Linked DNA regions of Homo sapiens: region 2 is linked to region 1. The links are chromatin contacts, found by Hi-C in ENCODE. All regions are on one chromosome and are shown on one strand. The core of a region is the stretch at or near the end of the contact, and the rest is flanking DNA. Distances in the headings are between cores, read along the strand shown. Region 1 holds the start of CCZ1 (CCZ1 vacuolar protein trafficking and biogenesis associated). Region 2 holds the start of ZNF12 (zinc finger protein 12).

Evidence for each region. Hi-C counts contacts between places; a loop is a spot of excess contacts on that map. Pooled maps may share reads with other maps.
Region 2: a loop to region 1 is called in a pooled map, with 14 times the contacts of the local background. The contact joins the promoter of ZNF12 here to the promoter of CCZ1 in region 1. A Hi-C loop is called at or near these places in 5 of 50 pooled maps.

Annotation. Positions count from the first base shown.
Region 1 is chr7:5,895,940-5,899,982 of GRCh38, forward strand. CCZ1 (CCZ1 vacuolar protein trafficking and biogenesis associated) reads left to right here and starts at 2,794. Exons shown (of 15, transcript NM_015622.6): 1 at 2,794-2,980. The coding sequence starts at 2,861. RefSeq lists an enhancer at 1,932-2,011.
Region 2 is chr7:6,704,081-6,711,898 of GRCh38, forward strand. ZNF12 (zinc finger protein 12) reads right to left here and starts at 2,867. Exons shown (of 5, transcript NM_016265.4): 1 at 2,352-2,867; 2 at 1,079-1,143. The coding sequence starts at 1,093. RefSeq lists a silencer at 2,483-2,842 and an enhancer at 2,536-3,035.

The sequences.
Region 1 (4,043 bases), core at 1,544-4,043:
GAATAATTTCATGCACTAGAGCAAGCTAATTGGGAAAGTCAATAGCAAGGAGCAGTAGCAATCGTTTATGAAATAATGATGAGGTGCTGGCACCTGATGCACATTCATAGTCCCATTTAACTCTTCAAGTGAAACTCTCACTTGGCAGGAATTTACTATTAGCCATTTTCCAAATAAGAGATACAGACAAGAGAGTCTCCATCTCTTCTTTGGTGCAAGGAGATTGGTGCAGTCGGTGAGTGGCAAAAGTGGATATGTACCCAGATCTGTCTCCAGTCCAAATTCCAACTCATCACTTCCCTAAAAGTGGTCTATTCTGCCAGGCTGGATAAGGGAAGTGGTTCTGCTTCCAAACTTAATATGTGACAGATAAGGCAATCTAAACCAAAGTCTTCTTGAGCTTGGTCAAACCATATGCTGCCAAGGCTTGAATCCACATAACTGTAACAAGCCATCCCAACTATGCCACAACCCACACACCTCAAAGGCAAGGGAATCCCAGGCAGCAAGGTCCAGGAACAGCCACTCTGGGGAGTCTGCCACCTCTGATATTGCTCCCGTGGCACACACGGTGCCCCATCTGCCTCCAGACCTGCGCTGAAGGAATGGGGGAAAGGGGCAAACTTTGTAGGTGTGGGTGATCCAGTGGTCACTTGAGGTCTCTCAAACAAGGACTCTGTAGATGATGTTAATGGGCCAAACGGAATGCACATCTGCCCTTAAGTGTGTTTCTTTTCTTTCTTTTCTTCTTTCTTTCTTTCTTTTTTTTTTTTTTTTGTTGAGACAGGGTCTGGATCTGTTGCCCAGGCTGGAGTGTAGTGGTGCAATCTTGGCTCACTGCAACCTCCACCTACTGGGTTCAAGTAATTCTTCTGCCTCAAGCCTCCCAAGTAGCTGGAACCACAGGCATGTGCCACCACGCCTGGCTAGTTTTTTGTATTTTAGTAGAGACGGGGCTGGTCTGGAACTCCGGGCCTCAAGTGATCCACCCACCTTGGCCTCCCAAAGTGCTGGGATTACAGCTATGAGCCACCGTGGCTAGCCTTGTTTATTTCTAAATGAGGCTTCCTTTGTGTCTCTACATTTCCTTCTACAAAAAAAACTGCCATGGCACAGGGGCTTATGCCTACAATCCCAGCACTTGGAGAGCCCAAGGCCAGTGGATCACTTGAGTCCAGGAGTTCGAGACCAGCCTGGGTTAACATAGTGAGACCCCAGCTCTACGAAAAATTTAAAAATTAGCCAGCCATGGTGGCATGCACCTGTGGTCCCAGCTATTCGGGAGGCTGAGGTGGGAGGATCACTTGAGCCCAGGAGTTCCAGGCTGCAGTGACGTCTGATCTGGCCACTGCAATCCAGCCTGGGCAACAGAGCAAAGTGCTGTTTTAGAATAAAATACTTTTTAAATAAACTAAAAACAAAACAATGGACCTGGTGTGGGTGGCTCACATCTGTAATCCCAGCACTTTGGGAGGGCAGGTGAGGCAGAATAGGGAATGAGGGTAACCAAGGGTTAAGGCATAAACAAAAGAACAGCAGGTGCAGCCAGTTCTAGGCAAGATTAGGCAGCATAGAGGCCACGTGTTCATTCCCTCAATCAGAGGCTGATTGATGGACGACGGGGGGGGGGGCGGGGGGGAGGGTGACAGCCTCTGATTGACGGGGGGGGGGGGGGGGGCGGGTGCGCGTCTCCACTTCAGCCTCTGATTGGTCACAGGCCAATCCTTCAGAGGGTGTAACCAATCGGAGACCTCTAACGGGCACCTAGGGGCGTTACCTAATTCTTCCAGCTTAATAAAAATCCTAATGGGGGCTCTTGAGCTGTTTGCTCTAGCTTGCTCCTGCTCTGTGAGTTGTACTTTCGCTTCAATAAATCTGTTTCTTCCTTACTTCAGTTTTTTCTTTTGTTTCTTTTCGTTGCTTTGTTCTTTTGTTACTTTGTGCATTGCATTTTGTTCAGTTCTGTGTTCAACAAGCCAAGAACCTGGGCAATCCACGGTCAAGACCTTCCATCCAGTAGCAGAGGCAGGAGGATCCCCTGATGCCAAGAGTTAGAGAGCAGCCGGGGCAACAAAGTGAGACCCTGTCTCTACTATCTATCTATCTATTTTTTAATTATCTGGGCATGGTAGTGCATGCCTGTGGTCTCAGCTACTCCTCAGGCTGAGGTGGGAAGATCCCTTGAGCCCAGGAGTTGAGGCTGCAGTGAGCTATGATGGCACCACTGCACTGCAACCTGGGTGACAAAGCGAGATCTTGTCTCTAAATTAAATTTAAAACAATACCACCAAAACAACAACAGGCTGGGCGGTGGTGTCTCACGCCTGTAATCGGAGCACTTTGGGAGGCCGAAGTGGGAGACCATTTGAGGCCAGGAGTTCGAGAGCAGCCTGGGCAACACAGACCCCACCTCTACAAAAAAATAAAACTGGCCTTGGTGGCGCGCGCCTGTAATCCTAGCTACTTGGGAGGCTGAGGCAGGGGGATTGCTTGAGTCTCGGACGTTGAGGCTGCAGTGAGCTGAGATCGCGCCACTACACTCCAGCCTGGATGACAAACTGAGACCCTATCAGAAAAAACAACAACAAAAAAAAAACAGTGCCCGCTCGGTTTTTCCTGAAACGCGCAGCCCTCGCCTGTAGCCAGGAGAAAACTCCGCGAGCCAGGAAAACACAAACTCGGCCAGGAAACAGCCACCCGGGGGTGCCTGAAGAGGACGCTGCGAGGCGGATTCTTTTTCCGGGCCTGCGGCGAGCGCTTCCGGGGCGGTGGCGACGGAGGCGGAAGTGCGGTGTTTTAGCCGGTGGCTGCTGTCTCTGGGCGGGCCGTGGGAGGCTCCCGAGGTGGGGGCCGGGGCGGGATGGCTGCAGCGGCGGCCGGGGCCGGGAGCGGGCCCTGGGCGGCCCAGGAGAAGCAGTTCCCGCCGGCGCTGCTGAGTTTCTTCATCTACAACCCGCGCTTCGGGCCGCGCGAAGGACAGGTATGCGGAGGGGGCGGCGCGCGGGCGGGCGGCGCCGGTGTTCCCCGGGAAGGTGGCCCTGTGGTTCTGCCCACCTCGAGGGGCACTGACCTAGCCTGCATTGTGCCAGGTGCGAGTCCGGGCAGGGGGCTGCGGCGGGGACCTGACAGCAGGCAGGGACCGCTTCAGGTCCTAGGTCGATGGAATAAAGCCCCGTCGGGTCTATATCACTCCACACCCCAGGTTGAGGCTCTTTGCGCTTTGCTTTGCGTCAGTTCTGGGAAATTAAAATTGAACTTGGCTTTGTTAAGTGGGTAGTCCCCAACTAGAAGCGTGGAACCAGGGTGGCAGACGCTAGCCTTCAAATGATGCAAGCCTGGAGGTCCCTGTAATAGTTTTCGCCCAAATGAGGAAATAAATTAATTTCGGGAGGGGGGTGTGTGTGTGTGTGTGTGTGTGTGTGTGTGTGTGTGTGTGTGTGTGTGGTTTTTCTGAGGTGGGGACGGCGACTTTCTCAAAGGATGTCCGGAGCTGTGTTTTGTTTCCAGCAAGTCAGACTTCTGTTAAAGACTGTCCAGGCTGGGCGCTGTGACTCACGCCTGTAATCCCAGCACTTTAGGAGGCCGAGATGGGAGGATTGCTTGAGGCCAGGGGTTCCAGACCAGCCTGGGCAACATAGCAAGACCCCCAACTCTACAAAAAAAAAAAAAATTGAAAAGTGAGCCGGGCGTGGTGGCACGCACCTGTATTTCCAGTTACTCAGGAGGCTGAGGCCAGAGGATCGCTTGAGCCCAAGTGATTGAGGCTGCAGGTGAGCTGTAATAGCGCCACTGCACTACAGCCTGGGCAGCACAGACCCCATCTCCAGAAAAAGAAAAAAAAGCAACTTGTCAGTTCAAATGGCTGGGAACTGACTGGATTTAATTTTCAGGGAGCTATGTGTCTGCAGATGGGCACACCTTTATTTCTTACAAGCATTGGTGTATTACAAATTAGCACTAGGAAAGAAACCTAGAGACTTGAGTTTTCATAAAAATTACCTGGTGCTACTTCAGATGTGACTTACTGACTATCGAAATTGCCT
Region 2 (7,818 bases), core at 1,617-4,116, 810 kb after region 1:
CTTTGGGAGGTCAAGGTGGGCAAATCACTTGGCACTTGAGGTCAGGAGTTCGAGACCAGCTTGGCCCAAGTGCTTCTGAAACCCCGTCTCTACTAAAAAAATACAAAAATGAGCTGGGTGTGGTGGCAGGTGCCTGTAATCGCAGCTACTCGGGAGGCTAAGGCAGGAGAATCGCTTGAATCAGGGATAGCGCCACTGCACTCCAGCCTGGGCAACAGAGTGAGACTCCATCTTTAAAAAAAAAAAAGAAAAGAAAATATTTAGGGAGACTAATTTAAGGGTGAGAAGGCCATTTCTGCAACGGATAGAGCAGTAAAAAGAATCTACCTTTGAGACAACAATGTTTTAGTTACTAGAAATATTATGGGCTGGGCGCAGTGGCTCATGCCTGTAAGCTCAGCACTTTGGGAGGCCGAGGCGGGTGGATCACCTGAGCTCAGGAGTTCGAGAGCAGCCTGGCCAACATGGTGAAACCCTGTCTCTACTTTAAAAAAAAAAAAAAAAAAAAAAAAGGCCGGGTGTGGTGGCAGATGCCTGTAATCCCAGCTACTCCAGAGGCTGAGGCAGGAGAATCACTTGAACCTGGGAGGTGGAGGTTGCACTGAGCTGAGATAGCGCCACTGCACTCCAGCCTGGTGACAGAGCGCAATACTTGGTCTCAAAAAAAAAAAAAAAAAAAAAAAAAAAAAAAGAAAGGCAAGAATTGCAATGGTTCAAGGGTTATTATTTAGGAAAGCTGTTGATAATGATCTCAGAGGAATCTTTAAAATTCATGCAAAAACAAAAGTGATTCTGCTTACGGTCAATGTAAGTCAAGGAATGGATGGTATTTATCATTTTTTGTGATAAATGCCAAGAACATAAGACGCTTGTACTCTGACTTCAAGAACTCTTTAAGGATCACGCTATCTGCGCATATGAATATGATAAAAAGGCTTGGTGCTGATGGCTACTGTTCTGTCTGACCAAATCTTGTATCTATTTCTACTTTCCCATTTTAAACTTTGAACCCTTAATCTCCTCCTAAGGTGTATTGTAAATCAGAGTAGAGAATAAATACATGAACAGAAACACTCACCAGGGATTTATTCATTTTCTGCTGCTCTTGGAAAAATCTGGAGGACTGTGAAAGCGGAGGCAGATCTGGGGAAGGAAAACCCAAGCCATGGCGTTATGAGCGGTCTGGCCTGCCAAGGCGGTCATCTCCCGCCCAAAACCTACACAGAAAGTTCCAAGAAGTACATCTTGTGGGAGACTGTCCCTTTAAGCCTTCAGAAGGGATTGGAAAATGATCAGGAGGGGGACCGATCTGCACATTTGAAACTCACACATGGCTACCTTGTGACTGAGTGGATGAGATTCTCATGGTGAATGAATACTGGATCCTACTGAAATAATCTGCCATCATTAAATGCAAGATTTAAAAAGGAATTCTGGTGACCAGCCTGGCCAACATGGTGAAACCCCATGTCTAGTAAAAATACAAAAATTAGCTGGGCGTGGTGGCGGGCGCCTGTAACCCCAGCTACTCGGGAGGCTGAGGCAGGAGAATCGCTTGAACCCGGGAGGCGGAGGTTGCAGTGAGCTGGGATGGCACCATTGCACTCCAGCCTGGGCAACAAAGCGAAACTTGTCTCAAAAACAAACAAACAAACAAACAAAAAACAAACAACAAAAAATGAATTCTGTAATACTCATCTATTTTCTTACTCTTTTAAATAAAGATCAGAAAATCCACAGGATGCCCTAAATAAAGGAATACAGTCGGCATAATTGAGTCTTTATTTGCAGAAACTTCAGTGTGCTACTCAAAAGGATCTTTTATTGAAGAACTTACGCTCACTTAACTAGGATACGGGGGACAGAACACTGGCCTGGGAGATAAAACTCCAGAGTTCTACTATGAGCAACTCCACCCACAAAACCTCGGACAAGTCACCCACCTGCTAAGGCCCTTCCCCTAGCAAATGAGGCAGCAAGAGATAGTTCCTGCAGGCTGTTCCTGCACTACAACGTATGATTCCACAAGAGCAGACCTAAGGGGGAATCAGCACTTAAATGAGAGAACAGAGGTGCTGACGGACGTTTAGATACGGTAGCAATCTGGAGCAGAGAGAGGAGGAAGGGCTGCTGGGGTGAGGGGGGAGTGGAGACAACGTCCGCAGCTGAGGCTGGTGACACCCCCCACGCCCCCGTAAGCCTCGTCCTCGCCGGACCCTGCCTTCAAACCCAAACACACGTCACTCCTGCAAGCGATCGAGACCTTCCACTGTCCCTCACTCTAAGGTGCCCTACACGCGGTGACTTCACCCAGGCCCTTCTCGCCCCGGGCCCGCAAACCCACGACTTACCCTCCTGGGGCTCCGCAGCCTCTGCCCCACCGCTCCCGACAGGCCGGGGCGGGATTGCTGTCGCGGGCGCGCGTCTGCTCGCGAGGTCCCTTCCTGTCCACCTCACCAAGGCCGTTCTGCTCCAGAGGGGCCCGGGCCGGGCCTACGGGACAAATCCAGGCGGGGCGTCCCTCCCGGAGCCCAGATCCGTCTCCCTGGGGCTCACCGTCCTGCGGAGCCGGGGCCGGGCCGTCGAGGACGCACACGGGCCGGGCCCGGGTCCCGCCGCCCCTTCGCCTCCGCCGTCGTCACCGCCCGGCCGGCCCCTTGGGCCCCAGCGCCGTCGGCTCCGGGGGTCGTGCTCGGGGATCCCCGCTTGAGCCTCCGCCTGGCCCGCACAGCCCCGCGCCCGCTTGGGTGCCGGCCCGGCTCTTCGGCGCCCAGCCCCGCAGGCTCCGCGATTCTCGCCCACCGGAGGCCAAAGCCTGGGAACTAGGGCGAGCGGTGACCTGGGGACGCACAGGAAGCGAGGGCACTGCGGCCGCGGCGCGCATGCGCGAACACGCACACAGAGAGGGGTGCACATGCGCAGGAATGCACCGGAAGTCCGCCTCCCGGGACCCGCCGCCGGTCCCAGGACAAATACCGTGACTCTATTTCCCATGAGCCTACGCGCTCCCCAAATTTAGGAGCCATTTGAAATGTCTCTATCTGGTCTAGCGGTTAAGAGGCTCTATGCTAAGAGAATTGGCAACGCCGAACCCCAGACTCAAATTTCTCCTTAGTTTAAGGGAACGTCTTCATGGGGATGTCTTGACTATCTTTAAGGGAACGTCTAGAAAGTCTCTGCTTCCTGTAGCATCTCGTAGACCATGCCTGGGCCAGTCCTGCCTTACCGGAGAGCTCAAGGCTTAAAATCAATGTCCATGTGCAACCGTGACAAATGGAACAAGAGGGTGCATCATGCTAGCTTATGATCACAATGACACATTTAACGAAAACTTCAGTAAATAGAGCCCATGGATGAAATAATAGAGGATTAGCCTGGGACAGGATACCATCCTCGCCCCAACAAGGAGAAAAAGAATTCCAGCTTTTCCAAATCACTTTGAATTAGTGATAGCTAGAAAACTCAGAGAATATGTACAGAATTGAAAGAAGAAAAAAATTAGCCAGAACTCTACTTCCTGAAGAGGATGAGGCAAGCAGAAGAAGAAATTTGCGTCTTAATGGAAAACGAAGCACATTTAGAAAGCCATGTTACTTGATTCCAACCCTGTTCCTTATCTTTGAGGTATTTTACACCTCTTTGAAAACTGTAGGTAATCGATGCAAGTTATGTTCTGTCTGGTGGAAGTTGGTTGACTTCCCACAATCCCCACTAGAGAAAATGCAGTTTTGACTGCATTTCTCCATTTACATAATCATTTCAATATTCCTGATCTGAAAATATGTCTGTTTCTCAGATTCTCTCTCTCTCTCTCTTTTTTTTTTTAATTTTGAGACAGGGTCTCACTCTGCTGTGCATGCTGGAGTTCAGTGGCGAGATCTTGGCTCACTGGTTCAAGGAATTCTCCTGCCTCAGCCTCCCAAGTAACTGGGATTACAGGTGCACACCACCAAGCCCGACTAATTTTTGAATTTTTAGTAGAGATGGGGGTTTCACCATGTTGGCCAGGCTGGTCTTAAACTCCTGACCTCAAGTGATCCACCCGCCTCAGCCTCCCAAAGTGCTGGGATTACAGGCATGAGCCACCATGTCCAGCCCTCAGATTCTCTTTTGAACCAGTTATAATATCTGCCTGTTTCCTCTTGAATTAAATAAAATCTTTAGCATGTGCTCATTTTTATATCTGTATCAGAGTCATGATTTTACTTTTATGTTTTAAGGTTTTCCAGGTCTTTGCAGAAGTCCCTGATGGAATCACATGACTGAGCCAGGAAAACCTCAGGACTGGAGTGCCTCATGAACTGTTGAAGCCCAGGTGAATCTTTTCTTGGCTCCCAGGAATGAGTCCAAAGTGCCAGTAGAAATTTGCTGGCTTCTCATTTTTCAGTAATTTCCCCATTTACCAATCCTGTGTTTTACTTTGGTTTGCATTTGTTTACATTGCTAGCATCACTGATTGGGACTTTGTTTGTTTTTGTTGTTTCAAGGCAAAGTCTCACTCTGCCGCCCAGGCTGGAGTGCAGGGGTACGATCTCGGCTCACTGCAACTTCTGCCTCCCAAGTTCAAGTGATTCTCCTGCCTCAACCTCCTGAGTAGCTGGGACTATAGGTGCATGCCACCATGCCCGACTAATTTTTGTATTTTTAGTAGAGACGGGGTTTTTCCATGTTGGCCAGACTGGTCTCGAACTCCTGACCTCAGGTGGTAGACTCGCCTCAGCTTCCCAAAGTGGTGGGATTACAGGCGTGAAGCACCGCGCTGGGCTAGGAATTTGGTTTTATGGTCTGATCACATGGTGATCTCTGTAATGAGATTAATGTTTGCAAAGACCTAATCTCTGTTGGGTGAGAGACATCAGAGTCTGATTTGTTATTCTATTTCTCTGTCTATTTTGAGCTGAAATCAATTAAGAATTTCATGCCCACTGGGAGGAGAAGAGCTCTTTCATATCTGGAAGGGTGAGTTTTTGCATTTTTGTGTTTACTCTTGACCCATGTCTGAAATTTTAGAATTGAAGCTGTAAGCTCTATTTCTTTGTATGTCTGTGTGTCTGTAATTTAGAAAGGTCTTTACCTCTGATTGTGTGAGTGTCTAATGTTTTTCCACCTCTGAATGGTATTATAGTAGATATAGAGTTTGTTTGTTTGTTTTTGAGACAGGGTCTCACTCTGTCGTCCAGGCTGAAGTGCAGTGTGTGCGATCACGGATCACTGCAGCTTCAACCTACCTGGGCTCAGGTGTTCCTCCCACCTCAGCCTCCCAATTAGCTGGGACTGCAGGTGTGTACCACCATACCCAACTAATTTTCGTATTCTCTATAGAGATGGGGTTTTGCCATGTTGCCCAGGATGGTCTCGAACTTCTGGGCTCAAGCGATCTGATCACCTCAGCCTCCCAAAGTGCTGGGATTACAGGCATGAGCCACAATATAGAGTCTTTAAAGGTTTGCTGTTCTGATTGGCTTGTAGAGGTGTGTATGTACTTATATAAATTGAATTTGCCCAAATTCTTAGAAAAAAAGAGAAATTGAACTTCTGTTGCTTTAATGTGCTAGAAAGGTATTTTTTACTGAAACCAAATCAAATGTTTTGGAAATGCGAGTCCGCATGTAGTCCACATATATGTTACCGAGCAGTCAATGCACTCGCTGCCCAGTGTGTACAGAGGCCAATACCATGGCTCCAGCTTTTGAGAAATAAAGCCTTTTTGTAAGTCAACTAGCAAGGACACAGGAGGAAATGCTCAAATCTCCCTTTCCCAGCTGGGGGCTATGTCAGGTTTTGTACGCATAGGGTAAGGAGATGTGATTTGATTGGATCTTGAGATGAAGTAATTAATGCTGGGAGGTGTGATCTGACTGGATCCTGCCATGGAGTGACACCAAAACTCAATCTCATTGGTTCCTGGCTCCTGCCACAGGGTGTCCGGTTCTTAAATGGGTCCCAGCTCCTCAGTCCGAGCACTTAGGTTCCACTTCGTGGTTGCATGCTTGGTTAATCTGGGCATGCTCAGAGTATATGACCTTCAACCCACGGATCCATGGCAGTTGAAAAACAACTGCCAACTACATTACATAAAAGTTGAAATGGACGTGGAGTGTGGTGGCTCACACCTGTAATCCCAGCACTTTGGGAAGCTGAGGCAGGCAGATCACGAGGTCAGGAGTTCCAGCCCAGCCTGGCCAATATGGTGAAACCCCGCCTCTACTAAAAATACAAAAATTATCCAGGGGTGGTGATGCGCTGAGGCAGGAGAATCTCTTGAACCCAGGAGGCGGAGGTTCCAGTGAACCGAGATCGCGCCATTAAACTGCAACCTGGGTGACAAGAGCAAAACTCCGTCAAAAAAAAAAAAAAACTTGAACTAGATTTAGTCTGATGCAGTTCCAGATTTACAAACCGTGTCCCCACCCTCCTGCCGACACCTTCCACTCCTCATTCTTGAGGGATTAGGGATGGAGGTCATGCTTCTGTATCTACTTCATGCTGACCAGAGGCACTGAGTCCCCTAAAGTTAGAGGAATGAAACTCTTGGGCTGCTGAGTTCAAATGAGTTTTGGGGTCACCCAGAATTGCTTGAAGGGCTGGTATTGTTGTGGTAATACAAGCTGAAGGTGGAAGTGTTGGAGCCGGGAGGACAAACAGCTCACCATCAATTTAAATAAACAGGACTGAAAAGTACCAGGAGAACAGTGGCCACGAGGGGCCCCAACAGAGGAAGAAACCAGGTGAGGTGCGGTATAGTGGACTCGACTGCTTTCTAAATCTCAGTGGTTGGCCAGGCACTGTGGCTCATGCCTGTAATCTTAGCAAAAGGGAGGCCGAGGCAGGCGGGTCACCTGAGCTCAGGAGTTGGAGACCAGCCTGGCCAACATGGTGAAGTCCCATCTCTACTAAAAATACAAAAATTAGCCAGGCATGGTGGCATGTGCTGTAGTCCCAGCTAATCGGGAGGCTGAGGCAGGAGAATTGCTTGAACCCGGGAGGCGGAGGTTGCAGTGAGCCTCCAGCCTGGGTGACAGAGCGAGACTCTGTCTCTAAATAAATAAACAAATAAATAAATCTCGGTGGTTCAACTACCCTTGATACAGTTTGGCTCTGTGTCACCACCCAAATCTCATGTCAAATTGTAATTCCCAGTGTTGAGGGAGGGAGCTGGTGGGAGGTGATTGGCTCATGGGGACCATCTTCCCCCGTGCTGTTCTCTTGGTAGTGAGTGAGCCCTCGTGGGATCTGGTTGTTGAAAAGCGTGCATCACCTCCCGCTTCATTCTCTCTGTCTCTCCCGCTCCACCATAGCCAGACGTGCCTGCTTCCACTTCGCCTTCTGCCATGACTGTCCGTTTCCTGAGGCCTCCCCAGCCATGCTTCCTGTACGGCCTGCAGAACTGTGAGTCAATTAAACCTCTTTTCTTCATAAATTAACCAGTTTCAGGTAGTTCTTTATAGCAGTATGAAAACAGACTAATGGACCCTTCTGGTTGAAGGAATGCAGCCATTCTGCTAGTTTGACTATTTCCTTTCTATTCATCTCTATTTCCCGGGAGGTGTTTATCCAAGTGCAGTAGGAGGTATTGGTGACTGCACAGTCCCCTCAGTGTTCTGCTAGTGAATAGTTGAAGGTTGATCAGTGATCTCCTGCATTTTCAGTCTGGCATGGAAAAGCCCCCATGTAACTGGTGAAGATATCAGTGAGCACCAGGAGGTATCTAAATCCTCCAGGAGCCATAGGCATCACGTTGATGTCCGTTTGCCAGTCTTCCCTGGCAAGGTTCTTCTGAATTGTACTGCCTTGGCCAAAAGAGGTATGGGAGGGGCT